Linked DNA regions of Homo sapiens: all the other regions are linked to region 1. The links are chromatin loops, found by intact Hi-C in ENCODE. Cell type or tissue: heart left ventricle. All regions are shown on one strand. Each heading gives the region's core, and the rest is flanking DNA. Links, peaks and the distances in the headings are about the cores only.

Evidence for each region. Hi-C counts contacts between places; a loop is a spot of excess contacts. Peaks named below come from ENCODE experiments on the same cell type or tissue, not always from the same donor. Only the 100,000 strongest peaks of a DNase experiment are listed, where the experiment ranks them.
Region 2: it touches region 1 in a loop (4-fold over the local background); 28 of 110 quality-filtered maps call a loop at or near these places.
Region 3: a loop joins it to region 1, with 12 times the contacts of the local background. A loop is called at or near these places in 79 of 110 quality-filtered maps.
Region 4: it touches region 1 in a loop (3-fold over the local background); 31 of 110 quality-filtered maps call a loop at or near these places.
Region 5: it touches region 1 in a loop (2.9-fold over the local background); 20 of 110 quality-filtered maps call a loop at or near these places.

Annotation. Positions count from the first base shown.
Region 1 is chr3:128,605,362-128,611,295 of GRCh38, reverse strand. No RefSeq gene overlaps it. Among named protein-coding and RNA genes, the nearest start is that of LINC01565, 32 kb to the right of the region's middle. RefSeq lists an enhancer at 2,489-2,668 and a silencer at 2,679-2,878. In heart left ventricle, for the core only: a CTCF peak has its summit at 2,759 (motif pointing right); DNase peaks (open chromatin) are centred at 2,775 and 3,374; H3K4me3 peaks cover 1,071 bases; H3K27ac peaks cover 712 bases.
Region 2 is chr3:128,072,621-128,078,554 of GRCh38, reverse strand. RUVBL1-AS1 (RUVBL1 antisense RNA 1) reads right to left here and starts at 2,745. Exons shown (of 2, transcript NR_046645.1): 1 at 2,476-2,745. It also overlaps a transcript of RUVBL1 not described here and the pseudogene RNU2-37P. RefSeq lists silencers at 1,148-1,247, 2,589-3,028, 3,039-3,088. In heart left ventricle, for the core only: CTCF peaks have their summits at 2,577 and 2,794 (motif pointing left); DNase peaks (open chromatin) are centred at 1,749, 1,854, 2,134 and 2,804; H3K4me3 peaks cover 2,325 bases; H3K27ac peaks cover 836 bases.
Region 3 is chr3:128,423,444-128,429,377 of GRCh38, reverse strand. It overlaps a transcript of EEFSEC not described here. Among named protein-coding and RNA genes, the nearest start is that of DNAJB8-AS1, 37 kb to the left of the region's middle. RefSeq lists enhancers at 1,332-1,890, 2,969-3,168, silencers at 2,579-2,628, 2,659-2,968 and a cis regulatory region at 2,416-3,096. In heart left ventricle, for the core only: a CTCF peak has its summit at 2,885 (motif pointing left); a DNase peak (open chromatin) is centred at 2,807; H3K4me3 peaks cover 413 bases; H3K27me3 peaks cover 1,484 bases.
Region 4 is chr3:128,164,795-128,170,728 of GRCh38, reverse strand. The region is part of intron 1 of EEFSEC (eukaryotic elongation factor, selenocysteine-tRNA specific); the gene reads right to left. Among named protein-coding and RNA genes, the nearest start is that of EEFSEC, 14 kb to the right of the region's middle. RefSeq lists a silencer at 2,429-2,723. In heart left ventricle, for the core only: no CTCF peak of the experiment used is centred there; no DNase peak of the experiment used is centred there; H3K27ac peaks cover 912 bases.
Region 5 is chr3:128,495,742-128,501,675 of GRCh38, reverse strand. It overlaps GATA2-AS1 (GATA2 antisense RNA 1), which reads right to left. Exons shown (of 3, transcript NR_125398.1): 3 at 1-67. Among named protein-coding and RNA genes, the nearest start is that of GATA2, 5.5 kb to the right of the region's middle. In heart left ventricle, for the core only: a CTCF peak has its summit at 3,644 (motif pointing right); DNase peaks (open chromatin) are centred at 3,658 and 3,925; H3K4me3 peaks cover 1,037 bases; H3K27me3 peaks cover 3,486 bases.

The DNA.
Region 1 (5,934 bases), core at 368-5,367:
GAGTGGGGGGAGGATTTGCAGCCTTTTAAGGACTTGGGAATTTCAGGTCTTGACAGAGCCAGTCTGGAAGGCCCATCTGGTGTGGCTGCTCTGAGGGACTGGGGACATTGCCCCCGTGTTTACAGAGACCCATAGTCAGACATCCATGGGCCAGGCACAGAGGCAACACAGCAGTCCTGCCCGCAGGGCCCCCAGTGGACAGGCAGAGGCGCAGATAATACAGTGGCTGTCCCAGGGTCCACAGCTGGGTGTGGGGGGCTTGAGGGTTAGAATTGGCCGGGCCCTATGCGGGGCATTTGATTCTAGTTCGTTCTATTTTTATCTTTTTCATCAGATCAGGGCACCATGCCCTCTGGGCTCGCTGCGTCTTCCTGCTTCCCAGCCCCAATTTCCCTCCCCTTTCCTACCTCCAGCGCATCTTGTGTGAGACGCATGGGGACAGGTGTGTGTACACCCTGGGGAATGTGTGGTGGGTTTTCATTTATCTGTGTCCATGTCGATCAAGAGCACATGCTCATGCTGCCTGTCTTAGTCTGTTCAGGTTGTGATAACAAATAACAACAATCGGGGTACTTAGAACAACACACATTCCTTTTTCACAGTTCAGGAGGGTGGTAACTCCAAGATGAGAGTGGCAGCAGGGGCGGGCTCTGCAGAGGGCTGTCTTCCGGGATGCAGCCTGCCGGTGTCCTCACTGTGTCCTCGCAGGCAGAAGTTGGCGTGCCGAGCCAGTGCTCTGCTATCAGGGCTTGGAGCCCAATTATGAGCACTCCTCCTTCATGGCCTAGTCACCCCCAAAAGGCCCCACATCCTGATACCATCACTATGGAATTAGGACATCAACAGGTACATTTTGGGGGGATAAATGCATTCAGACCATGGCACTGGTTTCAGTTGTCATGTAAGTCACCACTCATATATCAAGGCTAACTCATGACCCTAGATCTACATGGGGTCTGCCCTCTACCTCACAGCAGAGATGGACACCCACACCACCATCTTCCCCGTGTCTCACCACCTGCACCCCAATTACGGACACCTATGCCTCTGTCTTCCCTGCGTCTCTCAGCACTCTACAGCGAGTGACACACACACCTTCATCTTTCTTCCATGCTTCATGTTGCAGTGGAGAGGCTGGGGATTGGGAGGAGGTGCTGCTGGGGTATGGGGAGTGAGATCTGTGCCGCAGTGGGGTGGGATTCAGGAGAAAACCAGGCAGTGTCCCACCAGTTCACTTGCTTGTAACACAGAAACCTCTTCAATGGAAATGGAACCCTGTCTAGAATGCCAGACTCTCTGCTGACCATTCTCTCTGGTCAGAACTGGATCACTTTATTTGATGTAAATTGTATTTGATTTATTTTTTTCTTTTTTAAGAGATGAAGTCTCACTATGCTGCCCAGGCTGGTCTCAAACTCCTGGGCTCGAGTGGCCCTTCCGCCTCAGCGTCCCAAAGTGCTGGGATTACACGTGTGAGCCACAGCACTGGCCATAAATTGTATTTGATTTTTACAGCTACCTGTATTTAGCCATGTGAAAGTGATTTTCCACTTATGTCAGAGATACAAAGTTTCGTTTAGGGATAAATTGTAAAAAAGAATATAGGCCTGGGTGGTGGCTCATGCTTTTAATTCCCATACTCAGCTTGAGTACCGGAACCAAGACTAGTCGAGGCAACATAGTGAACCTCATTTCTTTAAAAAAAAAAAAAAGAAAAATGGCTTGAGCAGAGTGGAGCTGGATTAGCTGGAAGCTCCACCTCGCAGAGGCCGGGAGCCGGTGGCCAGGGTTGGGTTGCTGGATTTGACGCCACCTGGCTGTGTGACTGTGGAAAGGTGCTCAGCTGCTCTGAGCCTCCATTTTCCATTCATAAAACGGGGTCATATTAATTTCTAACAAGAGCGTGGTTGTTGGTGTGATCCTCAAATAAGCTGACAGCGGTCAGGTGGTGCCCATGGTCAGTACTGTGTAGGCCTGGCGTTAGGATGTGAATATGAACACGGGTGATAGGTGCGTCCTGCACATGCTGCAAGGTGGACCTGAATGCTGGCAAAACACTGATCTAGTTCAGCTCATGTTTCAGAGGGGAAATGGTCCCTTTTGCCTCATGCCACACTCCCCTGGCCACAGTGGAACCCAGTGGCTATTAAGGGGCTGTCTGGGGTCAGTCCTAATGGGTGGCTTTAGAGTCAGACGGGTCTCTGAGCCTCAGGGCCTCATCCATAGCATGAGATAACCCCTTTGGGAGGCTGAGGGAGGTGGATCATGAGGTTAGGAGTTCGAGACCAGCCTGACCAACATGGTGAAACCTCTACTAAAAATACAAAAATTAGCGTGGTGGTGCCTACCTGTAATCCCAGCTACTCAGGAGGCTGAGGCAGGAGAGTCGCTTGAACCTGGGAGGCGGAGGTTGCAGTGAGCCGAGATCGCGCTGCTGCACTCCAGCCTGGGCGACAGAGAGAGACTCCGTCCCCCCCGCCCCCAAAAAAAAGAATGAGATAACCCCATGCTCGGGGGGTGGTCATGGGACTATACCTGCAGAGCACACAGCAGGCGCTCCATAAATGCTGGAGTCATAACACCCCATGTCCCATGTGCCAGCTGCCCAGCAGCAAGTCTGGCCTCCTCCTCCGGTTCTCGGCCCTGAACAAAGTCACCGCTCCAGCGACAGCTCCTTGGCAAAGTGGGGCTCTGGGCCCTGGCGAGAGCGCGGCTGTCCTGCCCCACGCCTGCGAGGCCGGCAGGGATTGGAACCCGCGGCCGCCAGAGGGCGCCCCCGCCTAGGCCACGCGCACCTCCCGGCTGGCAGAGGGGCCGGTCCTCAGCGCGGTGGCAGCCTGGGCGCCCGCCCGCCACTACTGGGCTGTGTGTCACCCTGCCTGCCTCAGTTTCCTCGGCTGTGGCGTGGGATTCTCCCCGGGATCGCCTCGCAGGGCTGCTGAGAGGCTCGATGAACGCCAGCGGTTGTTGCGGCGCTGCTGTTCCAAGCCGGGGGTGACGGGAACCCACGTCCTCACGCCCTGGCTGCTCCCGGCTGCCCCGCGGGCCGGCAGCTTCCCGTTCAGGAAACTCAGCCTCGGGAAGGGCGGAGAAAGGTCCCGCGGCTGCGAGGAGCCCAGCGGGGCTTGGCGCCTGATGACCGGCTCCGGAACGGGCTGTTACCCCGCGTATCTCGGTCTCTGCAGCGGCCAAAGTCGCCCGCTGACCTGGAGCACCTGCAGGCCCTGGGCAGAGGACCCGGGGCCATTCCCGCAGCCCTGGCCTGGGAGCTCCGGCTTCTAGTGGTGGCTCCGGGTCAGGTCCTGTGGGGTCCCAGGGACATTCCCAGGCCGAGGTTCCTGTTCAGAGGCCACCCTTTGGCACCAGAGCCATCCAGCGCGGCCTGCGATTCAGGGCCAGAGGAAACAGCAGACACTGAGTGGCTGTCTGGCCCCAGCTTTGCAGAGCCTTTGCTTAGCCGGGAGTGTGGATGCCCGTTGGAGAGCCATGGCTTTTCCCAGCCTGTGTGGCAGCGTTGGGTGGGGCGGCCCCTCTCCTGGGCTGACCCTGAGCAAGGCAATGAGGACCGGTGCAAACTCCTCACAGCCTGTGGGCAGTTCATTAGCTGTGGTTCTCAGGTGCTTCTCATACACACTCTCAGTAGGGCACAACTTCCACGCTTCCATTTACTTATTTAGAAATGTGGTTTGGCTATGTTGGTCAGAGTGGCCTCAAACTCCTGGGCTCAAGCCATCCTCCTGCCTCGGCCTTCTGAGTAGCTGGGACTACAGGCGTGCGCCATTACGCCCTGCTACACATCCCTGCTTTAGCAGGTGAGCGAACGGGGCATGGATAGGGCAAATTCAAGGCTTCACGCCAAGTAATTGGGAGAACCTGGACTTGAACCTAGGTCTTCACCCCTCCCTGACATCAGGGAGATGGCCTTCCTGGAGCTGCAGCCAGATCCCACTGTCCCTGGCATTGTGCTGTGTCCATGCCTGTGCTACACTCCCTACCCTAACCCCCGTCTCACTCCGATTCTCCCCTCCTTCAAGGCTTAACACCTCCACAAATGCCACAAAACCTTCCCCAGTGATCCCCACAGCTACTGGTGTCCTGGGTCTTCGAAGTGTTCCTTCTTGTCTGCCTGGAAAAACTCCTATTCATTCTCTTTTTTTTTGAGATGGAGTCTGGCTCTGTAGCCCAGGCTGGAGTGCAGTGGCACGATCTCGGCTAACTGCAAGCTCCACCTCCTGGGTTCACACCATTCTCCTGCCTCAGCCTCCCGAGTAGCTGGGACTACAGGCACCCGCCACCACGCCCGGCTAATTTTTTGTGTTTTTAGTAGAGACGGGGTTTCACCGTGTTAGCCAGGATGGTCTCGATCTCCTGACCTCGTGATCTGCCTGCCTCGGCCTCCCAAAGTGCTGGGATTACAGGTGTGAGCCCCCGCGCCCCGCTGAAAAACTCCTATTCATTCTCTAAAACCCACCCCCAGGGTTACTCCTGGGAAAGCTTAAGTGCTACTTTCCTTCTCCCTCTCATAGACATGGTTACTGCCTTGCTGGGGTCTCTGTGCACTGGGGTTACAATGTTGTGATGGTATCACCACATCTGTTTATATCCAGATTCATTACAAAATGTTTCTGTGTTTTAAAAATTGTAAAAGTGGTATGGGCCTATAGTCCCAGCTACTTGGGAGGCTGAGGAGGGAGGATCGCTCTAGCTCAGGAGTCTGAGGCAAGCCTGGGTGACGTAGCAAGACCCTGTTTGTAACAACAAAGAGAGATTTTAAAAATTGTAAAAGGCCAGGCGTGGTGGCTCATGCCTGTAATCCGAGCACTTTGGGAAGCTGAGGTGGGCAGATCGCTCAAGCTCAGGAGTTCGAGGCCAGCCTGCCGAACATGATGAAACCCCATCTGTACTAAAAATGTAAAAATTAGCTGGGCACGGAGTCGAGTACTTGTAGTCTCAGCTACTCAGGGGACTGAAGTGGGAGGATTACTTGAGCCTAGGAGGTTGAGGTTGCAGTGAGCTGAGATCACACCACTGCACTCCAGCCTGAGTGACAGAGTGAGCCCTTATCTCAAAAAAAAAAAAAAAAAAATCCCAATTGTAAGAGTTAACACATGCTCATACTAAGGATCCAGACAGATCAGAAGGGTATACAGAGGCAAGCAGAATCTCCGGCTTCCTACCAGCTTCTCTTCCAGAGAAACACAGTGTTAGCAATTTCTTGTGAATTCCTCTGGAAAGTCTCCATTCATTTACAGGATGTCACACTATATTGCTTTAATTATCCTTCTCTGTCCACTGCTCCATACCTAGTTCCCTGAGGACTGGCTAGGATCTGACTTAGGTAGGTGCTGGAATCAGTCCTGGGCCGGGCTGGAAAAGATGATCAGAAAATTTTGCATGGGATAGTTTTATTCCCTCCTGACACCAACTGACCAGATAGCATGGGATCTGGTGAACCTCCTTGCTCCTAATTGGAGGCTGCCATCTCCTAGCTGGCAGATGTATTTTCTTTTCCTTATAGAATATTATTATCATTACTGAAAGATGAATTCATTTTCAACATTTAAAACCTGAGAGATATTACTTAAAAAATATAATTTTCCCATCTGGCACAGAGGTTCATGCCTATAATCCCAGACCTTTGGGAGGCCGAGGTGGGAGGATCGCTTGAGCCCAGGAGTTCAGCCTGGCCAACAGAGGGAGACCTCATCTCTACAAAAAATTTTAATAATTAGCCAGGCATGCGGTATATGCCTGTAGTTCCAGCTATTTGTGAGGCCAAGGTGCAATTGCTTGAGCCCAGGAGGTCGAGGTTACAGTGAGCTATGTTTGTACCACTGCACTCTAGCCTGGGCAACAGAGCAAAACCGCCTCTTAAAAAAAAAAAAAAGAACAGTAGAATTTTCCAGATCTCTTGAAAAGGTTCAGAGGGTTCAA
Region 2 (5,934 bases), core at 881-5,880, 530 kb after region 1:
TCTCTTGGGTGCCACCCAGGGAGCTGATTGGGTGGCTGAGGAGAGGGAGGGAGGAATTTTCACATAAATCCCAGCGCCCTGTCTCCTGTGCTAATGGCCCCAGAGATACTTGTGAGACTGGGAAGGGCTCTTGAAAGACGCGTCCCTGGCCCTGGCAGGGAAACCACCTTGTGCCCTGCCTCATTTTCTCAGTGCAGATACCTTCTTACTGCCACATGTCTTAGGGTTGCACCTGCCAGATTGATTGGTAGGATAGTTTGTTTTTTAGGACTAAATGAATCATGCTGTCACACCAGAGAGTGACTTCTTGGTTAGCAAACCTTAGCCATTTGTGTAATAAAATGGGGGTACAGAAGGGGGCTGGGGTTGCACTCCCAGTCGACCTCTATCCCTCAGAAACTGGCCAGCCCTGGGCAGAGCAGCTGGGGTACCCCAAGAAGGCCCTGCTCTGGAGGGCTGTGGGCAGAGGAGCAGTGGGAGGGGACCCAGGGGTTCTGGGGCTCAGCAGGGCATGGTATTGATTGCATTTTCCTCCTCTGTGTGGCCCTTGGTCCTAGCCCCATGAGTCTTTGGTTTCCTGGTGTGTGAGTGGGAAGTTCATATCCCATAGACCCATGTGAGGACTTGGTGAAGTGACCCACATGTAGCTGTATCAGGTACCCAAGAGACTAAGAGGCAGTAAAGAGTTCCTGATTCCTGGCCCACTTGGAAAGAGGTCACAGTTTGTCAAACTGGAGGAAGCAGCCTGCTAGGCCCTGCCCCTCCCTATCGCAGACAGCTGGCACTTGGAAGGACCCTTAGGATCCCCCTGTGTTTGGAAAAAGCCCTGTAGCCCAGAGGGGCCAGCACTGGCTCAGGGCCACACAGCCCAAGAGCAGAGGGGGTAGCACGGGGCAACTGCCAGAAACAACGCACTGCTTCTCACTGGGGCCCTAGCATCCCATCCTGGGTGAGGCTCAGCTAGGGCTGAGGCAGCCAGAGGGGGCGAAATGACCACCCCCTTGTCCCAGCCAGTGCTGGTGTTTGTCAGGTCAGACCTGCTCTCATTTGGTGTCTGGGAAAGAGGTCCCTCGGGAGGTAGAACAGTGTTCACCCCCTTCATCCGTGGTCATCCATTCATTCTCCACACAGAAGTTCCTCTTTCTTGCTTCCTCCAGTATGCAGCCACTCCCCTTCCATTTGTTCTGGGGAGAGCAGGCCATAAGAGGATAGGGGGTGAGGGAGGCCTGGGCAGGGGGGCTGGGGAGCTTAGGGTGCAGGGCGGGCCACGCAGCAGGGCCCCGGAACTGTGAAGGGGTGGGCCGGCCACGGGGGCTGCCTGTCGTCCCCTGCTGCCCTGCCGCCCCTCCCGTCACTTGGCGGCAGGCACGGTGATTAATGGCCAGGCCGTGCGGGCTGGGCGGCCATCAGCGCGCGTCTCGGCGACGGATGCGGCTGTCAGGCCGGCCCGGCCCGCGCTGACCCCCGGGCAGGGGCCCGGCGCGATCAATGGGCGGCGCGCAGCGGGCGGCGGCTGGGCCGCCGCGATAAGATGGGCCGATGGGCGCCTGCCGATTGCCCGCTCCGTCACCCGCCGTCACCGTCACCGTCACGCCGCCAGCACGCAGATCAGCGCCGTCAGCGCCGCGTGATTAATGGGGACGCCGGCAGCTGCGGGGAGGGCGCGGGCATGCGGACCCCGCACCCAGAGGGACATGGTGGGGTGCGGGGTGCGGGCTGGGACGCCGCACACGGCACGCTGCACTTACACTGGAGCCGCATGCAGGGAACGGGGGACACGGCGGGATGCGGGCTGCAGGTCTGGGGCACACGGCGCAGGTTTTCACGGGGCTGCGCGCGCGCGTGTGTATGTAGTGGGTGGAGGTCCCGGTGCCACCGTGACACAAGGGCCTGAGTGACTTAGGCCTGAGGGGTGGGGGGAGGAGGGACCACACCTACTGTGACCTCCCCACCGCGATCCCTGCCTGGCCTAGGCCTCAGCCACCAGGTCCACCAGCCTCTTCGGTCTTTGCAAGCCTGCCCACTGTCCCAACCATCTTTGAGAACCCAGACTAGACGGTCAGGACCCCGACCCAAAACCCTTCCACAGGTCCCATGGCTAAATCCCAGGTTCCCCACCCTCCCGGCAGGCCCGCAGGAATGCCGGCCCCGCCTCTCCATGCCGGCCGCCCCCCTGTGCTCCTTTAGCTGTCATCGCAAGTGGTCCCGTCCCCCAGAGCTTCGTCCCTGGGTCGGGTCATGCTGTTGGGGACGCCCTGAGCGCTCTCAGCGCACCGTTGGCCCTGCTCGCTCCCCACCGGGTGAGGAGGGCAAGAGCCGGCTTCCCACCCCCCTCCTCCGCGCCAGAGCGCACAAATCCCCACTCGAAGCGACCTGCCTCTGAGGCACTGCCCCTCCAGAATAGCGCTGGTCCGCCGGGACCCACTCGGAACTCGGGAATCGGGAGGGAGAGGCTCGCCCAACCCAAATACCCACATGCCGCCAGGGAGGAGCCGTGTGCCAGGTGTGCAGAGAGGGGGCCGGAGGGCTTCCCAATGCCAGTGACAGGAGCGCAGCAGGGACAGCCGGGCGCGAGTGTGGGACTGACCCGAAGTCCGAACTGCCAAGGAGAGCGAGACGAGGGGAAGGGGGGGGCCCCGGCTGGGTGGACTGGGGCCTATCCCGTGGGCAGTGGGGATCTCAGGGCCAAGCGGCAGCGGAGGCAGGACCAGCCACTCTCACTTTTCCCCTCGAAAACCACAGCGTTCCAGGGCCGCGAGGCACCCCGCGGGAGCTTGCGAGGACACAGCGCCCCCGTGTGGGCGGACGCGCACAGAGTCGCGCCCGTGGCGTTTCGGGCCCAGGCTCCGCCCCCGCCGCGCTGCCCCTCCCCCCATGGGGGCGTGGCCAGGCCTAGCCCAGGGATCCGAGATTCCAAGTCACACCCAGCACGACTTGGGAAGTCGCGACGAAAGTGCGCGACTTCCCAGCAAGCGAGGTTGAAGTCCCGGCAGGCAGGGAGGAAGGCGTGTGTCCCCCCGTGCATGCGGGGAAGGAGCAGTGGGGGAAGGCTGAGTTGGGCTTTCAATTAAAAAAAATGTGCATACACTTAGTTTTTTGATGCAAAATTGCCAAAGGCGTGTACCGTGAAAACCTACCTCGACACCTGCCCCCTGCCTCCTGTTCCCTTTCCGGAAGCGCCTGCCTTACACCGGTGTGTTCCTCTAGAGATGGCCAGGACCTGGGTGAGGCAGCACACACTCACAGGACCTTCCCAACACTCATTATGAAACATATCACATGGAAAACTGCAAGAATTACAGGCAATCGCCTCTCAGCCTTTGGCTAAGATCAAGTGTAGTGTTCTTATCACTTTAATATCTGCTATCTGAGGACAGTATGTTAAATGGATTTTTGGAGCAGGGAGATGGAATAGGACCTTGCTCTTTCCACTCCATGCATCCACCTGGTATTGCAGTACCTCCAGGAATAGTGCACCCCCTTTGGGGGAATAAAAAAAAAGGATTGCAGGTGAGCCCCCATATCCCTGTCATCTAGGCACTGCACTGCCCATCCCCCTGTCTGCCTGCCAGTCAGTCTTGTCAGTCTTCTGTGCATTTCAAAGTGAGTTGCAGATACAACAACCTCTGTAAATAGTTAAGCATGTGTATAATTATCTAGAGTTCAGTACTTGATTATGGTTTTTTAAGTTTTTTTTTTTTTTTTTTTTTTTGAGACGGAGTTTCGCTCCTGTTGCCCAGGCTGGAATGCAATGGCGCCATCTCAGCTTACTGCAACCACCGCCTCCCGGGTTCAAGTGATTCTCCTGCCTCAGCCTCCCAAGTAGCTGGGATTATAAGCGCATGCCACCACACCCAGCTAATTTTGTGTTTTTAGTAGAGATGGGGTTTCTCCATGTTGGTCAGGCTGGTCTTGAACTCCTGACCTCAGGTGATCCACCTGCTTTGGCCTCCCACAGTGCCAGAATTACAGGCATGAGCCACTGTGCCCGGCTGCTTATGGTTATTTTTAAACGTTAAAAATACAGTGAAATGTACAAATCCTAAGTGGAGCACTCCATGAGTTCTGACTAATGAAACCCAAATCCCAGTGAAGGATATTACTATTGCCCAGAAAGTTCCTTGTGCCAATCTCTAACACACTAGAGGCAACCACTGTTAGAATTTTTTTTTTTTTTGCAATAGATTAGGTTTTCCTGCTCTAGAATTTCATGTAAATGGCATCATACAACATGACTTGTTTCTTTCACTTAGCTTTTGAGCTCCTGAATGTTGTGTGTATGGATAGTTTATTTTTTATTGCTGGGTAAAATGCCACCCTGTGGATCCACCACATGTATCCATTTGCCTGTTGATGGCCACCTAGGCTGTTCCCTATTTTTCAGCTATTATGAACATTCTTGTACAAGTCTTTGTATAGGCATATATTTTCATCTTGGGTTTCAATACCCAGGAGTAGAATAGCTGGGTGTAGGGTAAGTGTATGTCTAGTTTTATGGGAAATTGCTACACCTTTTCCTGATGTAGTCTATTAGTCACTTCCTACCCCCCTTTTAAACACAAATGGTAGCATACGCTATTGTTTCTTGCTTTCTGTATTCTTCCTTGACAGCATATCTTGGAGATTCTTCTAACTCAACATATAAAGAATGTCCTCCTAGTTCCTTTCCACAGGGAGGAGCTGCTGTAATTTATTCAGCCCCCTCCGATGGGCATTTAGATGTTTCTAGCCTTATTGAGCTGTGCTTTGAAGGATGAACAGGAGCTTGTCAGGCAGACAGCAGAGGGAACAAGGCCCACAGGTTTGACAGACACTGCAGAACCCTTACTGCTGGGGCATGAGCTTTTAAGAGGAGAGGCACCTTCTGTTCCATTTCCCCATGAGGCTCAATAATGTTTGCTGAGTGGAAAGGAGTGGGTAATGTGGCCCTAGAAGGGATTGGGGCAGGGGAGTGAGGTGGGCACTACCACTTAGGGGCACACCTGGCTCTCCAGAACCAGGCATTGGTAGGTGCTGAAGCTCAGGTTGGGGCTTTTGCTGACTCTCGGACAGTGCCACATGCCCATCCCCTGGCCCTCATCAGGAATCCGTTGCTCTTCCCCAGGCCATGGGGCTCAGACCCCTCAGAAATGAGATGGGAGGCTCATCCCAGCCTTCCTGAGGACTTCATGCTGGCCTGGCTTCAGCAGGAGCAGGCTGGGGGCGGGGTATGGGGTAGGGCATCAGCAGGTCCAGGGAGGCAGTGGTAAAGCAGCACCATGGATGGAGCGGAGTGCCAGTTGAAGCGGGTGCTGCCCCTGAGCCAAGGGCAGCAAGGGGAAGCTCCGGGGGTGGGGCCTGTTTCCCTAGACTCCTCATTCCTTGCCCCAGCTACGTCCCTAGCAGAAGTACCTGCAGGCAGGACCAGCAGCCAGACAGGGACTTGGAGTAGGAAGTGAGCCTTAGGCTTTTTGTCCTGGCTCGGGAGCTAAGTGACTTTTGGCCACACTCTATTTCCCTGGGCCTCAGTTTCTTCACCTGTAAAATGGACGGACTTGTTTCCTCCTGGGCCTCTAGTGGGGTGAAGTGAGAGCACATGTAGGAAGTGGCTGGGACAGTGCCTGCCCCAAGGGAAAAAGCAGAGTAAGCCTTACCCCCCCATCACTGTGCATTAGTTCCCTGTGCATGGGGAGGAGCCAGGTGGAGAGACACCAGGGCCTGCCATCTTGAAGCGTGCGTGGCTGCTGGAATGTGGGCTCCGTTTGCTCTCAGGCAAGAGGGGCCACGGCCACAGGTGCAAACGAATACCTGAGGCACGAGAGATGGCCTACTGCTTCCCTGGGGCAGCAGGTTTTCTAACATATTTATACTGGCAAGCACCCTGCCTGCCTCAGCAATTCACAGCGCCTGGCTGGTCTGGAGCCTGAGGCCACGTGCTGTGCTCCTGTCCAGGGC
Region 3 (5,934 bases), core at 369-5,368, 180 kb after region 1:
ACGATGTGTCAGATACAGCGTCCTGCGTGTGGCCTCCCCGCTCACCCTGCCTCCACCGCGTGCCCTCACTGTCTGCCCAGCCTCCTCCCAGTAGCACTATGTTCTGCACCCATCTGGCTGTGAGATGAGGGCAGGGACCCCTTCACCACCCATATCACGAGGACACAGGGCCCAATATGTTCATCCAGCACAGACCCAGTTCCCTGGGGTTTGTCGATGGAACGAGTCAGCTGGAGGTGGTGGCTGCTTCCACCCCTGGCCAGGTCGGCCTCACTGCTGGCCCCTGTCGCTGGGGGAATCGACAGCTCCCTCCCCCAGCTTTCCAAGGACCTCAGCGGGAAGCACAGACCCTCCCAGGGACCTCCACTTTTCCCTGCCAAGACTCCAGGCTCTGTGGTGGGTCTGGCTTGTACCCCCTCCCACACAGTTCCCCAAGGCCTCAGGCCCCCCAAGTGGAGAGACACCTGGCAACCTGGACCTGTTGGAGAAAACTAAGCCTCCGTAGGGACTCAGTTTCCCTGCTGGACTGGCTGGGGCTGCTTGCCTGGGGAAGCTTCCCTTGGTCTATCTCGGGTTCAGAAGAGGGCTTGGCTTGCCAGGGCAGGGGCAAGGCAGAAGCCCCCAGGACCCCTGCCTGCTCCTCAGGTCCAGGAGGAAACCTGCGAGTGAAAGCAGACTTAGTGGGGAAACACACCCAGCCCCAGGAGGCTGCCCACCTGGCGGGCCTCGGGGTCCTGAGCCTGCGACAGAGGTGCAGAGACAGAACCAACAGGTTAGGACAGGGAGAGAGAGAAGCAACAGACACACACATCACACACTCTGGGGCAGGGGTCATGCACCGGGGCCAGGCAGCTCCCCAGGTTTCTTGGATCTGGACTTAGAATGCCAATTGTTAATGCCAAGCCCAGAATGGCTCTGGTTGTCAATTCCCAAATGGTGTATATGTGACTGTGACTTTGTGTGTGTGCACATGCATGCGTGAAGGTACGTGAGGCTCATGGGTCTGGTGGGCATGTTTGCAGAGCCTGGCCGGTGTGTGTTATGGACGAGGGACGGAGATTGCCACCTGCCTCTAGCGTGTGTCTGTATGCATGGGAGGCAGCCTGCTGGCCTCTGTGACCGTGCCCCAGTGTCCCTGGGCAAAAGTGTGTGTGATGTGTGGCCTCCCTCAGTGGCACTGCCAGAGCCAGGCTGGGAGCTTCAGTGGAGGACCTGCCCTCAGGGCCCCTAAGTACCCCTGACCCTGGCCCTGGCCTCAGACCTGGACCCCGAGCAGGAGCCCTGGCTGGCCCACATGGGGGCTTTTGTCCATTTCTGAAGTGACAAGAGACACACAAAAGGGCTTTTAATTAAATCAAAGAAGGGGGAAACGGGCCAGCCGGGCCGCTATTATGTTACCAAACGCGAAAATGAAAACTTATTTTTAAAGCTCTGGTATTAATTTGAGATTATTCAGATAGTTAATTAAAAGTGCAGCATGTGTTAAATATTATTTCAACAAAGATTATCATCAGGCCTCCATGTAATGTGATCCTTGGGCTTGGGAGCTTTATGCAAATGGCTGCAGCCAGGAGGAAGGGCCCTCAACAGAAGGGTGGCAGGCAGGCGCAGGGAGGGCAGGAGCTCCGCGTAGGCCCACTCACTCCCCTCGGGTCTGGCTCCCCCAGACACAGATGGAGTCTCAGCCAGGGCCCCCTTTCCAAGCCCTAGGTGAGTAGGGGCCTGACTGTCTGGCGGGTCTCGAGCCCACCAGCCAGTCAGCAGCAGGGCCCCATACAGTCTTCTGGATGGCACTGTGGGCCATGAGGGAGGCTGGCCACACTGCCTGCCTCGAAGACCAGCACACCTGTAGGTGTGTGTGCATGGGCGTGAGCAGGGGGTCTGGGAACAGCAGTGTGGATGTGTGTGCTCCTGACGCTGTCACAAGACTGGGTGTGCACAGGTGACGCTTGTGTATGAGCTGGGAGGCTGGCAGCGTGTTTGTGTTCAGGGTCTCTCCATCTTACCCGTGGACTCTGGCACTGACAGTCTGGGCCCCTGCATGTGTTATGAATATTTGTGTGTGGTACACATGGGCATGGGGTGGGCACTGCTGGGTGTGTGCCCATAACCCACCCTGAGCAAGTCACATCACTGCTCAGCGCCTCAGCTTCCCCGTTTGTAGAATGGGATAGGTAATAACAGTAAACGCCTCACTGGGAGAGTTGGACGGGATTACATGGGATAACACAGACATCCAACTTAGGCCTGTCCTGTAGAGACAGAACACAAGCGGCAGGTGAGAGCCATCTACCTAATTTTATATCTTAGCCACAATTTTAAAAAGAAAAAATGAAATTAATTTTCATATTTTATTTAACCCAGTAGATCCAAAATATTACTATTTCAGCTCAATACAAAAGGTGATAAGTGTGATTGTTTAGTCTCTCTTTGTCACAGAAGGCCTTTGGAAGCTGGGGTGTACTGGGCCCTGGGTATATCTCATCTTGGACGGCCACATCACCGGTGCTCAGAGCCACGTGGGGACGTGGCGGCCTTTGAGCCTAAGGCCCTGCCCCCCAGGCCGGCTCTTCGCAGACCCGGGGCCAGCGCTCTCCCGGAGAGACTCCCGGGGCACCTCGCTGGATGGCGGGGACTGGCGGGGTAGGGGTGGGGTAGCCCGGAGACGGGTGGGCCCAGGATCCCTCGCTAACCTCCTCCCCCACACCGTGCACTGGGTCCGTGTCCCTAGGTCGTGCGTCCCAGACAGTCCGACAGGTGTTTGCCGCAGTCCTGAGACCACATTCGGGCTCCCGCCCGCGCTGCGCCTCGCCGGGGCCGCCCCTGCCAGCCCTGCCGTGCGCTCTCGGCCGCTGGGCGCGGGCCGCTCCTGCCCTCTGTCGGCGCCTGGCGGCAGCGCAGTCCCGCGGCGGGCCGAGGAGGGGGCCTGGCTGGCTACGGCCCTTCGGGGCGGAATGGGTGCGTGCCCACCCCACCGTGCAAGGGCCCCACCGTTCCAGGACATTTTCACACCTCATCCCACAGGATGCTTACGGCGGGCTGCGAGGCCAGCAGCGCCAGCCCGGTTTTACAGACGGGAAAGCGGAAGCTCAGAGAGGACCTGTGACCTGCCCAGGGCCACACAGCAGGACTGCAGGCAGGGATTCGAGCTGAGGTGGGAATCCAGGTGTTCAGCGCACTTCCATGAGTCCCGCCGGGTTCAAGTGCTGGCTCTGCCCCGCGTGGCCTGTGCAGCGAGACAGGTGACAACCTCTCTGAACCTGAGTGGCTCTGCTGTAAGCTGGGGGCGACAGTAGCCCCTCCTGCGTAGGACTGCTGTGAGGATTGAACAGGGGATGACTGTAAGGTTTCTAGCAGGTCCCTGGAACTCAGCATTCATCCAAAAAGTCGCTGAGTCACAGCATAATAACACGATTCACCTACCTCGGGGCCTTGGCACCTGCTGGGCCCCCGCCTGGAAACCCTTCCCCCGGATCTTGGATGGGATGGCCCCTCTGCCTTAATCTCGGTTCAAACTCACCTCAGCAAGGCCCGCCCCAGTCACCCTGTTAGCATTGCCCTAATTCATGCCCTTGGAGCCCTTGCCAACAGCCAGATGGTCCCGCGTGTCCCCAGGCTGCCTGGTTTCTTGCCTGCTGCCCACAGGACAGGAGGGCCCAGGAGGGCCCAGGAGGGCAGAGCTCGTTCATCCTGGCCATTTCCGTCACTGGGAGCACCGCGCCTGGCCTGGGTGGGTGCCCGATGGGAATGTGTTGAGTGAAAGGTAAAATGCCCAGTCAGGCGGGAATGCAGACAGCAGCTGGGGTGGGAAACCGCGTGGCAGTAAAACACACGCCACACAACACAGACCTTCCACGGTGAGGTGTTTACTTATGGGAGAGAAGCACCGATGCTCACACAAAACCCCACAAGAGTGTTCGGAGCAGCTTTAGTCACAGTCACCCCAAACTGGAAGCAGCCCGAGTGTCCTTCCGCAGGTGAATCCATCCGCTCGTCCACAGCCACACCTCGGGGCCCTGCTCAGTGACCCAAGGAGCTGCTGGGACGTGCAGCCACAAGCATGAATCCCAAGGCCAGGAAGCCTTGCTGGAAAGTCCACACACAGTGTGATCCCACTCATGTGACATTCTAGAAAGTGTAAAACAACAGTGATGGAAAAGAGATGAGTGAATGCTGGGGCCGGGTGTGCGAGGGGTGCTTTCACAGGGGCATGAAGCATGGGGGTGCACCTGTTCTCTCTTTTGACTCAGGTAGGGGTTACACAACTGAATGTGTTTTTCAAAACGCACAGAGCTACATGTTTAAAGGGGTGATTTTTACTGTATGTGACAAACAACAATTTTAAAAACCAGTCACAGAGTCGCAGACTCTCAGAATCATGGAGTTGACCAGTCCTACCTGCTTGGTGAGAGGCCCTGACCACCCCGCCACTGCCTCCCTGAGAAAGACCACTTCCGCCGCAGTCTCCACCTTAGACTGAACGAGCTTTAGAACTGGCCCACAGAAGATGAGAGGAGTGGGGGAGGAGATTGGGGTGGGGCGGGAGACACGGTCCCGGAGGTTGTTACTTCCATTCACTTTGTTGCGTGCGTCAGTAGTTTGTTGTGGTGGGTATGGACACATGGGGTTCACTGTATTATACTCCGCGCACTTTTCGTATGTTTGAACTATTTCCTTAATAAAAATGATAAATGGCTGGGTGCCGTGACTCATTCCTGTAATCCCAGCACTTTGAGAGGCCAAGGCAGGAAGATCACTTGAGGACAGGAGTTCACAAGCAGCCTGGGGAACATAGTGAGACCATGTCTCTACCAATAAAGAAAAAAAAATAGGCAGTATGATGGTGCATGCCTGTGTAGTCTTAGCTACTCAGGAGGCTGAGGCAGGAGGATCATGAGAGCCTAGGAGTTCGAGGCTGCAGTGAGCCATGATCACACCACTGCACTCCAACCTAGGTGACAGAGTGAGACTGCCTAAAACAAAGCAAAACAAAACAAAACAAAAACCCAAAACACCCCCAAACCAGATAAGTAATACAATAATTAAAAACAACAATAAAGTGAATTCCACCATAGAACCCCACTGGCCTCTTCTGCAGCCCTGGGAAGCAGGTTACTTTCTGCCCATTGAGGAGAAGAGCAGACTGAGGCTTGGGGAGGCACCCAGCCTGCTGGTGTAGGGAGCAGCCAGCAGCAGAAGCCAGGAGGCTGGTGGGTGCTTCCTGCAGCCTGCCAGAGGTGACTCTTGGGGCCAGGTGTCTTTGGGAATGGCTGCATTTCATCCCCCAGGAAGTGTGCGTGTGTGCACGTGCATGCATAGTGTGTGTGTGCGGGTGTGTGGTGTTTCTGGGTGTCGTTTCTGTGTCTCCCGCAGCTCCAGGTCACATTCTCCCCATCACCCCCCCAGGCAAAGGGCCTCTGTTCCCTACCCACCAAGGCTCTGGTGCTGAACCACCCGCTGCAAGGGTTGCCCCCAGGCATTGGCTGCAGGGCAGAGAGAATGGCCATGGAGCATTGACCAATTTTAAAAAACAATTTTATTGAGCTATAACTTACATGCTATAAAGTTCCCCCACTTAAAGTGTACAATTCCAAACTTCTGTATGTTTACAGAGTTGTACAACCATCACTACAATCTAAGTTTAGAACACCCTGTCCCCTGAAAAGAAACTGTCTCCACTGGCAGTCACTCCCCACTTCCTGCTCCCCCAGGCCTTGGCAAATCTACTTTCTGCATCTATAGGTTTGCCTCTTCTGGACATTTCACATAAATGGAATCACACATTATGTGGCCTTTCACGATTGGTTTCTTTCACTTAGTACAATGCCTTCATGGTCCATCCATGCTGCAGTGCATAGCAGTACTTCATTCCTCTTATTTATTTATTTATTTATTTATTGAGACAGGGTCTTGCTCTGTCACCCAGGCTGGAGT
Region 4 (5,934 bases), core at 260-5,259, 440 kb after region 1:
TGCCAGGAAAAGAGATTCTATTTGATTCTAGAGGGAAAAAAAGCAGGGAGTTAGGGGGATGCCAGGTTGCTGTTTCTCAGACAAATCCTCAAAAGTTGGCAACATGCCCTTCTTTCTGAGATCCCCCAAGCTGGGGGTGTTGCTGAAAGTATTATTTCCTCTAACCTATGGGCAAGGTTCTGTCACCAGAAGACCAAACTGGTATCCCAAGAAAGCTTTTTTTTTTTTTAGACGTGGTCTCACTCTGCCACCCAGGCTGGAGTGCAGTCTCATGCCTCAGCCTCTCAAGTAGCTGGGATTACACACGCATGGCTAATTTTTGTAGTTTTAGTAGAGACGGGGTTTCGTCATGTTGGCTAGGCTGGTCTCGAACTCCTGCTTCAGGTGATCCACCCACCTCCGCCTCCCAAAGTGCTGGGATTACAGGCGTGAGCCACCGTGCCCAGCCTCAAGAAAGCTTTAAAGGATGTAAACTACTGTTCCCTTGTGAAAGAATTTGAGAAAATCAACAGCAGAAAAATATGCATGCAAGTCTGAGGCTAGGCCATGCCTGCTCAACAGGAACCTCGGGCCAGGCGGGGGAGGCGGGGCGGGGGGTGAGGAGCTGGTCTTCCCTACAGTGAGTGTCCAGTTCTGGTTCTGAGGTACAAAAATTATCCCAACATCTGCACCCACGCCTTCACACTTCCAGGCACAGATCAAGACTGACCAAGTCCCATGCCAAACTTGTTTCTGGAGGAAAAAGAAAAGGCAAAATATGCCGCCTGCCCCACCGCCATGCATTGCCTTCAGCCCAAGAGGCAGCCCCGCAGGAAAGGGGATGGAGGGAAGCATGAAGGGCCTGTGCTCTGTGAGGCTATGCAGGGAAAGGAGCACTGACCAGGAGTGAGACGAGGTCTAGGTGTCAGGGGAATTTTATTTACAATTCTATGATGTTAGATACTTAGTATCTCTGATGTCTAATTCTTGAGTTAGTGGTTCAGGAATGTGTCCTTAACCTCCATGTGGCATTCAAGTCATAAGCAGCCAGTGGGCCAATGTTTAATGACCAAACACAATCACAGAGTTGTGAAAAATGTCTAATTCACTTTCTGCCAGGATTGCCTGCCAACGCTGATTCCACATCAGCCCATCCCTCTACCATGGAAATAAGGGGTTACAGTACCAGAAATAAGACTAAGGATGGATAAAGGCCAATAGGATAGCCATAGTGAGACCAGGCATATCCAGAAGGCTGGCCTGCCTTCTTCTGTCTCACCGTGTCCTATTTCAGAATGATAGGATGTGCCACGCTTATCTTTCAGCAAAACTGGGACTTCCAGAGAGTCCAGATATATGCATCTGTCCAAATATACCTGCAACACCAGGTCTGCTGTGTGAAAACCAGCTGATACCCTCTCACTCGTAGCTAGCCCCAGGAGATGTCCAGCCTCAGGACCCTCATGTGTGCTACACCTTTGGTCTGGAACACCTCCCAACATTCCAGGGACGGGCTTTTGTGCCACAGTTTAGCTTCAGCTTTATTGCTTCAGAAAGGCCTTCCCTGGCCTCCAAACTAAAGTAGATGCCCCACATCCATTAGTCCCTATCTGGGCATCCTGTCTTGTCCTGCTTAGCACTTACATAATTTATAATTCCGCATGTTTTATTTACTTCTGTACCATCTGCCTCCCCAACTAGACAGGAAGCTACATGAAAGCAGAAGCCACTTCTGCTTTGTTGACCACTAGAAACTCAACCCCTGGCAAGCAGTAGTTGCTCGGAGTTTGTTGAATGAATTAATGTCATGATCCACCTTTCCTTCTATACCATCTGAGCTTAAGGAATAAGGTCGCCTAACCAAATCTTCAGGACACTAAGAATCCTGGGAAAATAAATCAAAGAAAGCCACGGAACAAGCCAGATGTTCAAACAACTCTCAACCTGTCGCAAAGAGTAAGTGACAGAACCAGCAAGGAGATGCCTGGGGAGGTACCAGAGGGCCTCCCCTCTTAGGGTCCAGTTTCAAACACTGCACACCCATGACAACAGCCTCGAAGCCCCAGGGGGCCTATGACTGTGACATTTCACATTTATGGGTGTCTTGGGCTTCCTGTGAAAAGACACAAGAAGAACTAAAGGGTGAAACTGGCTAGCTGATGGAGGTGAGTGACCTGGTCTACAGAGGGATACTCACTCAGAAAGGCTCAGGCCAGCACCAGGACAGCAGCAGAGCAAATCTCTACCCTCTTGCCTCAGGGAGCCTTCCTCTCTCTCCCCAGAAAGTTTTTTTTACCATGCAAGCACTTGGTAATGGTATATGGAGCCCCAGGTTCACCTCTGGCCTCCCAGGTTCTTAGCAACCTGGCACTCCAGGAATTTTACATTCAGGAGGAACTCTGGACCCAGAACTAGTGATCAGAGACAGTGACCTCTTTTTGTCATGTAGTCAACAAACCCTGGGCAAAGCTGTGGCCTCCCACTGGACAGCTGGCACATTCCTCTGCCTCTGGAGGGCCTCTTCTCCCTTCACCCTCACAGACTATTTGCAGAACAATTACTGGCATCAGCCACAGGCTTGCATTACGCTCATTTCCCCATCCCCAAGCTCTGGGGCAAGTTTAAAAGTGCTCGTCCTGTCTCAGAGTCAGGTCTGAATTAATACCCTTCCTCAAAAGAACTCCAGTAGCAAAGTGAAAACAGACGCCCTAGACAATGCTCTTTGAAAGCCCCAGCAGGGACGACTGGTGACAATGCAGCCCTGGCTCGAAAAGAAACCCCAAGGTTAAAGGTTCACAGAGGCAGAAGAATTACCAAAGTACAACTTTGTTCAAATTTCCTCCGGCAGATTTAAACAACCAGGGTCAAGCTGAAGATTGCCGGCAAAAACCTATGAGACAACTCAGCCCCTTTGAACTGCATGGAGAAAGGAAAATATACGATCTGGGAGGGATCTATGTTATAGCTTTTAAAAATGTTCTTGAAAGGGTCACCCCTGTTAACTCAAAATCAGAAGGATGTTTGAGAACTGCTTCTCTAAAACAACAGGGCCGCTGGGCCCTCACTGTGTGCGGTGAGCTGCACTGAGGTCGCCGTGTTCCCGGCATTAGTGTGCTGACCCTCTGTGGGCCACGAAATTAACCATCAGCATGGCAGAAATCTGCTATGAGTTAAACTACTTTGCTACGCAAAGTGGCCTGAAAATGAAATATGAGGATTGAATTTCCATTGAAAGATTAACTTGTCTAACCTCAAGGCAAGCTTCCTCCACTGTTGAACTCTATTTGGCCAGTTGTTTAAAGCACCATAAGAGCATGGGTAATTGGTGCAGGCAGTGGGAAATGACCTCTTCATTCATTCATTCATTCCGATATGCATGCACCAAATATTTACTCTGTACCAAGGCCTGTCCTGGGCCCTCGGACATACAGTTGAATGCTAACAGGCCCCTACCCTCAAAGAGATCAAGTCCAGTGGAAAACATAATCCAGTAAACAGAAAAGGCATAAGATGGGGAGAAAATGAGATCATAGGGGAATGTGTAGGATGTTACAGGCCCTCAAATGAGGGTGACCTAATCTAGCCTGAGGAGGGTGGACAATGACCCTTCCCAGAAAAGTGCACGTAGCCAGAATATGCAGCATGAGAGAGCACAGTCTGTCTGTCCACAGACCTGCATGTGGTTCATTCGGCCTGGAGTCCTGAGATCTCAACCCCTCAGGAGGGGCCTCGTCAGCCAGCTAAGACTTAGTTAAGCCTTTATGCCAGCAGAGAGCAAACAAAGACTTCTACACAGGGAAGTAGTTTTTAAACTCTCTTCTATCCCTATACCTTCTGCGGGGGGTTGGAATCAAGGAGACTATGTGAGGGAATGCTGTACTCATCCGGCCAGGAACTAGCAGAAGCCTGTCTTCAGGTCGCAGCTGTGGTGATGGGAAATGCAAAGACAGAGAGCAAGCAGGAGGGAGAAGGCGTGGTGATGGATCCAGAGGCAGGTGAAGGAGGAGGACACACTGAGGAGCAGTTCAAGGGCCGCACCTTGGGAGAGTGGAGGTGTCCTTCACTAGGAAGGTGAAGAAGCTGAGAGGGTGGAATCTAAGGGCCTGTGGTAGTCACCCCAGGCCAGGACATCTCAGGAAGATGACAGTTCTTATAACCAAATCACATGTAGGGGACAGCTCAAACCCAACTCTACAATAGGGACACAGAACCTAGTCATTCCTCAGTCCATCCAGCCCTGCGCTGTCAAATACAGCAGCCACTAGCCACCTGTGCCTATATAAATTTAAATTAATTAAAATTAAATAAAACTAAAATTTCAGTCTTTAGTTACACTAGCCACAGTGCAAGTGCTCCAACAGCCATGAGGCTCGTGGCTGCCATGTTGGACCGTGCCACTGTAGAACATTCCTATCATCACAGAAAGTTCTGCTGGAAAGTACTGATCAAGCCACTGCAGAGATTTTTTAAAACACTGTTTTTTCCAGCCAAAGTGTCTGTCAGCCCTCTCTGCAAGGGCTGGGTGCTGATGGGAAACACGGCTGTGCTGTAAGCACCTCAGGGCTCCCTTCCAGTCTTCCTGTGGTCTACTTGTCTGTGAGGTCAGACAGCAAGTGCCGAAGAAATGGAGTCCTTCTTATGTAAAGTCTTTCCTCTCTAGAGCGTAAGTTCTGAAGATCATCTCTGAATGTCCCCTGGATCATCTTTTTAGAAAATAGAGAATGCTGAGAACACAAACCCGAGGGCCTTTACTGTTCATGGCGAAAGATCCTGAAACTCACCTGGAAATGACCACAAACAGGGCCATTTTTTCCTCAAGTGCCACACCGTCATGTATCTGGGAAGACTGAGCTCTAGTGCCAATGTCAAATGACCAAGGACAAGCCACTGACCCTCTGGAGCTCTAAGCAACCCAAATAAATCTATGGTAAGGGATGTAGCCACCAGGCCAAGCAAGGCAAGTTCCTGCTGCCAGACAGGGCAATGCTAGCAAATTTCAAGCACTAATTTTGAAAGAAAAAAGTCAGGTTTATCTTTAAGCAGCACCTGTGCATGGCACCAAATAAATATCCTCAGGAAGTAGGTTAGAGACAAAGGAAATTATTTTAGTCTTCCTGAAGGCCTCAAGACAAGAGAGGAATCATCACAACACAAGAGATATGGAAAGAGGGAAAGTCAACTTCTCTCTCAACAGCAAAAGTTGTTTTTTCTCCTGCCAAGAGAGGATCACCCACATTAACTAAGTCCTCCCTACCCACCCAACAAAGGCCACTTCAAAGCAGCAGGAGCCTAATCACACAGCACAAGAAAATAAAAGACCCAATTAACAAAAGACAAAAACTCAAATAATCGAGGGGAGAATAGAAGCAGAAATCTCTATTTTTGACAATTTGATTTATATATAAAGTGTTCCTCAGGAGCCACAATTTTCTATGGAAGCAGGCATGTGCTAAGGTCTGAGAGCAGCTTCTGGGCAAAGCCAGGGCCTCTGAAACAGAGCCTGGCACTGGCTACTTGTGCGCCCTGCAGCAAACTGCCTACTGCTCAGAGCCTCATTTCTAGTAGCTGAGCAATGTAGATGGAAACGCCTCCCTAGGAGACTGGCTGGGAGGATGCAGCAAGAGCCACGGGTCTAGAACAGTGTCCAGCAGACAGCAAGCGTTCTCCAAAAGTCCATTCTTTCATCTCCCTCCAAGAGGCAGAACTATCCCTTGGCCACTGCTCAGCACTGCCATGTCTGCAACCCCAGAGCCCCACTTTCCCTGCTGATGGCATCCGCCTTGCCTGCCTGAGGTGTCCTTCCTCTTCTCCTTCATCCAGCTGGGTCAGAAAGCTGAAGCTGGAATGATGAGAGGAATGACAGGCCCTAGGACCACTTGTCACAGTCCTCTCCTCAGACTCAGGGAGCTCACTAAAAGCCACCAGAAGCTTAAAACCTACCAGCCTTCCTCCCAG
Region 5 (5,934 bases), core at 677-5,676, 110 kb after region 1:
TGGAAAAGGAATGGCTGGGCCGTGTGGCATTCCAATCTTCAGATTTGCCAGAAACAGGCAAATTACTCTGCAAAATAGTTGGAACAATTTACATTCCTGGTAATAGGGCAAGGGAATTCTTGTTTCTTTATGTTTTAGCCAGCGGCTGGAATTTTCCCCCAGCTTTTCTTCCTGGCAAACTTTTTTCCATCTTTACTTTGTAGTCAAAAAGTTTTCATTGTGCATTTTAATCTCGTTTTCCTATACAGGATATATATATGTGTGTGTATGTATGTGACTGTGTATATATTTCTCCATCTATCTATCTATCTATCTATCTATCTATCTATCTATCTATCTATCATCTATCTGTCTATGTAATTTCAACAGGAATCAAAGGGTACACCATGAAAATCTTTCTCCCATCCCTGTCCCCAGCCACCCAAACCCAGGTCCCAAACCCAGGTAGATGTCAACCATTGTTAACAGCTTCTTTTGTTTTCCATCCAGAGAAATTCTGTAAATATGTAAGCAAATGTATATATTTTCTCTCCTTACCCCAGTTCTTAATCAAGTGGTAACACATCACTGTCATCACTGTACTGCACCTTTATTTTCACACAAATTCTATCTTGGGATAATGCCGTATCAGTATGCAAAGAACTACTCTTTCCTTTTTCTTGTCCTTTCTTTCTCTCTCTCTCTGTTTTTTTTTTTTTTTTTTTTTTTGACAGTGGCATAACCTTTCACCTGTAGACAAACATCTTTTGTTTCCAAACTTTTGCCATAATCTATGAGGCTGTGGTGAATTTCCTTATACATTTTTCAGATGTAAAGCATATATATCAGATGAAGTCCTATGAGTGGAATTCCCAGCTCAAAGCGTAAATGTATTTGTATGTTTGACAGCGTCCTGTTGCCCACCCCAACCCAAGAATGCATCAGTGGACGCTTGCCCCAGGCCGTCTCCCCCATGCCTTTAGGAACATAATGCATTATCCAGTGTTTTGACATTTGCTAATACCAACAGGTATAAAATGGTATCTCAAAGTGTTTTTATTTTTAAAATAGCCTTATTGTGATATAACTGACATACTATAAAGTTCATTTGTTTTAAAGGTACACTTCAATAAGTTTTAGTAAATTTATAGGGTTATAACCATCACCACAATCGAATTTTAAAACACTTCCTTCACCCCAAGTATCTTGACATGGGTTAAATTTTCATTTCTCTGAGTGAGAGTATGTTTTCATTCATTTAAGAGCCATTTCTATTTCCTTTTCATTGAATTTTCTGTTCATATACTTTGCTCTTTTTTTTTCTATTTTTTTTTATTGATTTGTAGGTACTCTTTATATATTATGCTTCCAGATTAGTGTAAGTGCCTGTCCTCCAAAATTCACCCTGTGGTTCCAATTCTCACAGGCTGGAATTAATAGAACCTGTGGATGGGGCTGCTCCTTTACCACACCGTGAGGTGCCTGCACACAGTGACCTTATTTGATTTTATTCCATGTCCTCTGCTGCCTAGCACAGGGCCTGGCCAGCATAGATCTCTGCAAGTAAGCCTGGACTCAGCAGCGGTCCACCTATGTTCTTTCTTCCCTCAGCATTCTTCTCATAATTTGTGGAGATTTTTCGATCTGTGTGGTGAGTCATATCTGACTCCTCCACTGGACTGACTGCTCCCTGAGGGAAGGTACCATGGCTGCTTTGTTTGCTGCTGTATATCTGGGGTCCATGACAGTGTGGCCTAGCACATTATTTAAAAGTGCTGATGAGATGAATTTATTAACTAATTAATTACTAAGTGGTTTACAGTACCTGGAAGGAGAAAGATATTGGAAGGTTACAGAGAAGGAAAGCCAAAACCAGCAGAGCCACAGCACCTGGTATTTCCATGACGGGCACATCCCTGAACCAAGGGCCTGAAGTGGGTGGGTGGGAACCCTGGTGCACAAGTCCACAGGTGGTAATACTGCAGGACTCTGCCATCACATTGCCATTCAGGAATACAGTCCCAGGGTAGCTCACCTTACAACTTTTCAAGAGAAGCTCGAAATGACGCTCTTTATGTGACATCTCTCACTTCGAAATGTTGGTAATGATCAGTCACTGCACAGGCCCCCGAGACTTGGGCTGCCAATTTGCAAAGCCTGGGTTTACAAAACAAACCTCTTTTTAAATGCAAGCTCACACCTAATTCTGCCAGTAATCCTGGGGGGAGGTGGACAGAGGAAGACCCTGAGGCTCAGAGTGGAAAAATGACTTGCGTACAGCCACCCAGCTGTACGTGGCTGGGTATGTGTGCAGGGGTATGTGTGTGCGGAGGAGATGGGGGGAGTCCCGACCCCCTGGCCTGAGCTGTCACACAGCTCCTCTTCCAGGAGGGAATTGGGGCATTTCTGAGGGAAGTGAAGCTAATTCTCAGAGCTCCTGGCCAAGGAGTTTGTCACAAGCCTGCCTGCATGCTTGGCCTGACACCTCTGAGTCCCTTCCACGGCAGAGATGGGGAGGCTGAGCTCCCACCTGGAAGCCCAGCTGGGCTGCGGCCTTCTCTCCACTCTCTATACCTCGCTGTCCGTCCGTGCCCCACGCACAGCAATTAATCACCACCGCCTCATGACAACTCTGGTATAATTATCTTGTATTATGAGTGAAGTCTCACCAGCAGGCCAGCCCTCCCTAGAGAGGCCACGGCTCCCTCAGAGCCGGGTCAGATGTGTTCTCCGCCCCCATGGGCACAGCGGGTGCAGGGATGTGGAGGGGCCTCAGTGGTTCTCTCCCTCCATCCCAGGCCCCTCTGGGATAGGGGCAGGTTGGTGGGGCTGGAGTGGCTGCTGAATGACTTCCAAAGTCATGAGGGGAAGGAGGAGTTACCGTAGTGATAAAGAGAAATGACAATGATGAAGGCAGGTGGCTGGGCCCGTCCAGCCCCCTCTAGTCCTCATTCCCTCATTCCCAGAGTTGCGACTGATGCCAACCAATTGTCAGATATGATTCCAGTGGCTGAGCTGTAGCCACAAGCAAAACAGGAACTCCCTCACCTCCAAGGATCCTGGTATTCTAGAGGGGGAGTCAGACAACACACACACAGGGGCGAGACTATTTCAGACTGTGTTAAGCACTATAAAAGAATGCATAGACAGAGAAGAGCAGGGGACAGGGGAGCAACTTGGCTCTTGGAGAGTGACACTTGAGTGGAGTCAGAATGCATTCGGGGTGGAGGGGACAGTAGACTCAAAGGCCCTGGGGTGGGAACACTCTGGAACAAGAAGAGAGTCATTGTGGCTGCAGTGAGGAAGAAGGAAATCAGGTCTGAGAGGTCAGTAAGGGCCACTACATAGGTTCTAAGAGTTTGGCTTTTATTCTAAATTCAGTGGGATGCGTTCTCAGAAACGATTTTTTTGCTGCCAACTAAACTGTAGCCTTTGGCAGTTTGCCCCCGTCTATAATTTCCTGCCCATCCATCCATCCATCCATCCATCCCTCCAAACATCCTTTCAAGAAACACTTATGGAGCACCTACTGTGTGTTAGTCTGGCCCTGGGGAACAGCAGTGACAAAGCAAAGCCCCTGCTCCCAGAGAGCCCGCCTTCTGGAGGTAGAGACCCTCACCCCACCTCTTCTGCACGGGCACCGGCTCCGCGGACCCCACCCGAGACCCCGCCGCCGCCAGGTGGCGCTCTGCGCCTGCGCTTGGGCAGCAGCCGGGGGTCGCCGGGCTGGGGCCGGGGCCGGGGCCGGGGCAGGGGAGGGGCGGCCGGGGAGTGGGGGCGGGGCCCGCGTCGCAGGTTGTGTGACTTTGGGTTTGACCTGCCTGGAGATGAGCTAATCCCGCCGTATAATAGACTCTGGGGAGATAGGGAAAATGGCTGCGGCGCTATCTGCGTCGCCATGGGGACCATCGCGCGCGCGCGGGCGGGGCGCGAGCCTGGAAAAATACAGCCTTTGTCGGCGGCGCGTGTCACTAACGGCGCGGGGACCTCAGGCGGCGGGCTCGGGCTTCCTTGTCCCAGCTGCAGAGGCTCTGGGGCTCGGACGCCCGGGTGTCCCCAAACTCCGCGGACGGCCCCTCTTCCTTCCACACTCGCACATTCCGTTTTGGTCAAGAAAGTCTCCCGTGACACAGCACGTTCCACCCCGCCGCTCTGGCGTCTGTCACACCGGCACACACCATTCCCTGTCGCTTCCCCAGCCCGGAGTCCACCCACGCTGGCACACGGACAGGCCCCGACGACTGCCCTTCCCCGTGCCCCTCTCTCAGCTCACCAGGGCACACCTGGGCAGAGATACGGCAGGACACACACAGCCTCACGCAGACCCAAGCACACCCCAAGCACGCCCGGCGGGAGCGGTGACACTTGCATGCTCATCCCGGTAGGCACAGGTAGCTTGTGTGCCCCGAAACACAACGTAGGGTGGGCACTTGCATGCACACAGCACATCCACCCTAGTGGCCTCCGGCGTGCTCCCCTAAACAGCCACCTCCAGGGCAGACACAGTGAGGCACTCGCAGGATGCTCATCCGCTGCACTCGGACACGCGGGCTTGCATTCCCATTCCTCCACCACGTGTCCAGCCACCCTGGGCCGCATGCCTGCCCACAAGCTTAGTGCAGCACCGCCTCCTGTGTGAACCCTCCACCCGCCTCATCGGCCGCCTCCGGACACAGCACAGACGCCTGCCATGCGTGTGCATGGATGGGCTCGCACACCTGCACTTTTTTGTGGTACACTTGTTTGACACACCCGCACAGTTGCATCGGCGTTAGCCCATGCACTGGCACACCCACGTGTCCATCCAAACACGCCGGGCACACCGGGGCGCACACTCAGTGGCCCCGGCAGGCAGGCGAGTGGTACGGGCACGGGGAGCCCGCGTGCCCCCAGCAGAGGGCTATCTGCCTGCCCATCAGCGCTCGGATCTGCGGTGGTAAATGATGCATTCGATGGCGGGCGCATTTGTTGTGCGCTCTCTGAAAGGGCTCCGATAATCTGGAAGGCAGAGATAAGGAACACCATTTATTCCGCGGCACTTTGGAAACAATTCCCAGCCCTGTACAACCCCATTCTCGGGCAGCCTCCGGGAGCCGGGCAGATAACGACTGGCTATTCATTATCTTCGCCGGGAACAAAGATTAGCCGGCCGAGATGAAAAATTACCCCGGACAGCGGCGCAGCCCCGCGCGGAGCCCCCTGCCCGCCACCACCGCCCGCGCCTTGGTGTCCCGCCCTGCCCGCGGCCCGCAGCTCATGCCCAGCCCATCCTCGCCCGGCGCCCGGCCTCCCGCGCTTCCTTCGAGCTTGGCGGCTAAGCCCTGTCGGCCTTTCCATCTCAGTCTGTCCATCCCATCCTGCCCATCTTTCCTTTGCGTCCCCACTCTTCTCTCTGGGGCCCTTCTCACGTCCCTCTTCTCGCATTGGCTCTTTGCGCCTCTCTTTGAATCTCTCTATTTTTGTCTTATCTCTCTGTCCTCTCTTATCTCTCTCCTGTCTCTGTCCATGTCTCTGTGGTTATCACCTTCTTTGCTTTTATTCCCATCTTTCTGACCCTTTCTGCCACTTTTTAGTTGTTTATTTCTGTCTGTCTCCAAGTGTCCCCAAGCTCCAGGCCTGTCCCCACCAGTGCCTCTTCCTCATTGTTTTTTTAAAATCTGTCTTTGGGCCTCCCATCTCTTTCCCCACTCCTTGTCTCTCTGGATCTTTCTGTCACTGAATCTCCATTTCTCTTCATCCACCCCACCCTGAGGGCCCCACATCTCCAGGCCTCATACCTCCTGCCCTCTCAAGGCTGTGAACCTGGCCACAGACCAGAGACTGGAAGGCTCCAGCCAGCTCTGGCCTGGCCAGCCCAGCTCCGCCCAGTAGGCAGGAGGCAGGTGGGGTGGGGAGGTGCAAGGCCTGGAACCCCCTTTCCAAGGAAACAAGACAGAAGTAGAAAAGGCCCTGTAG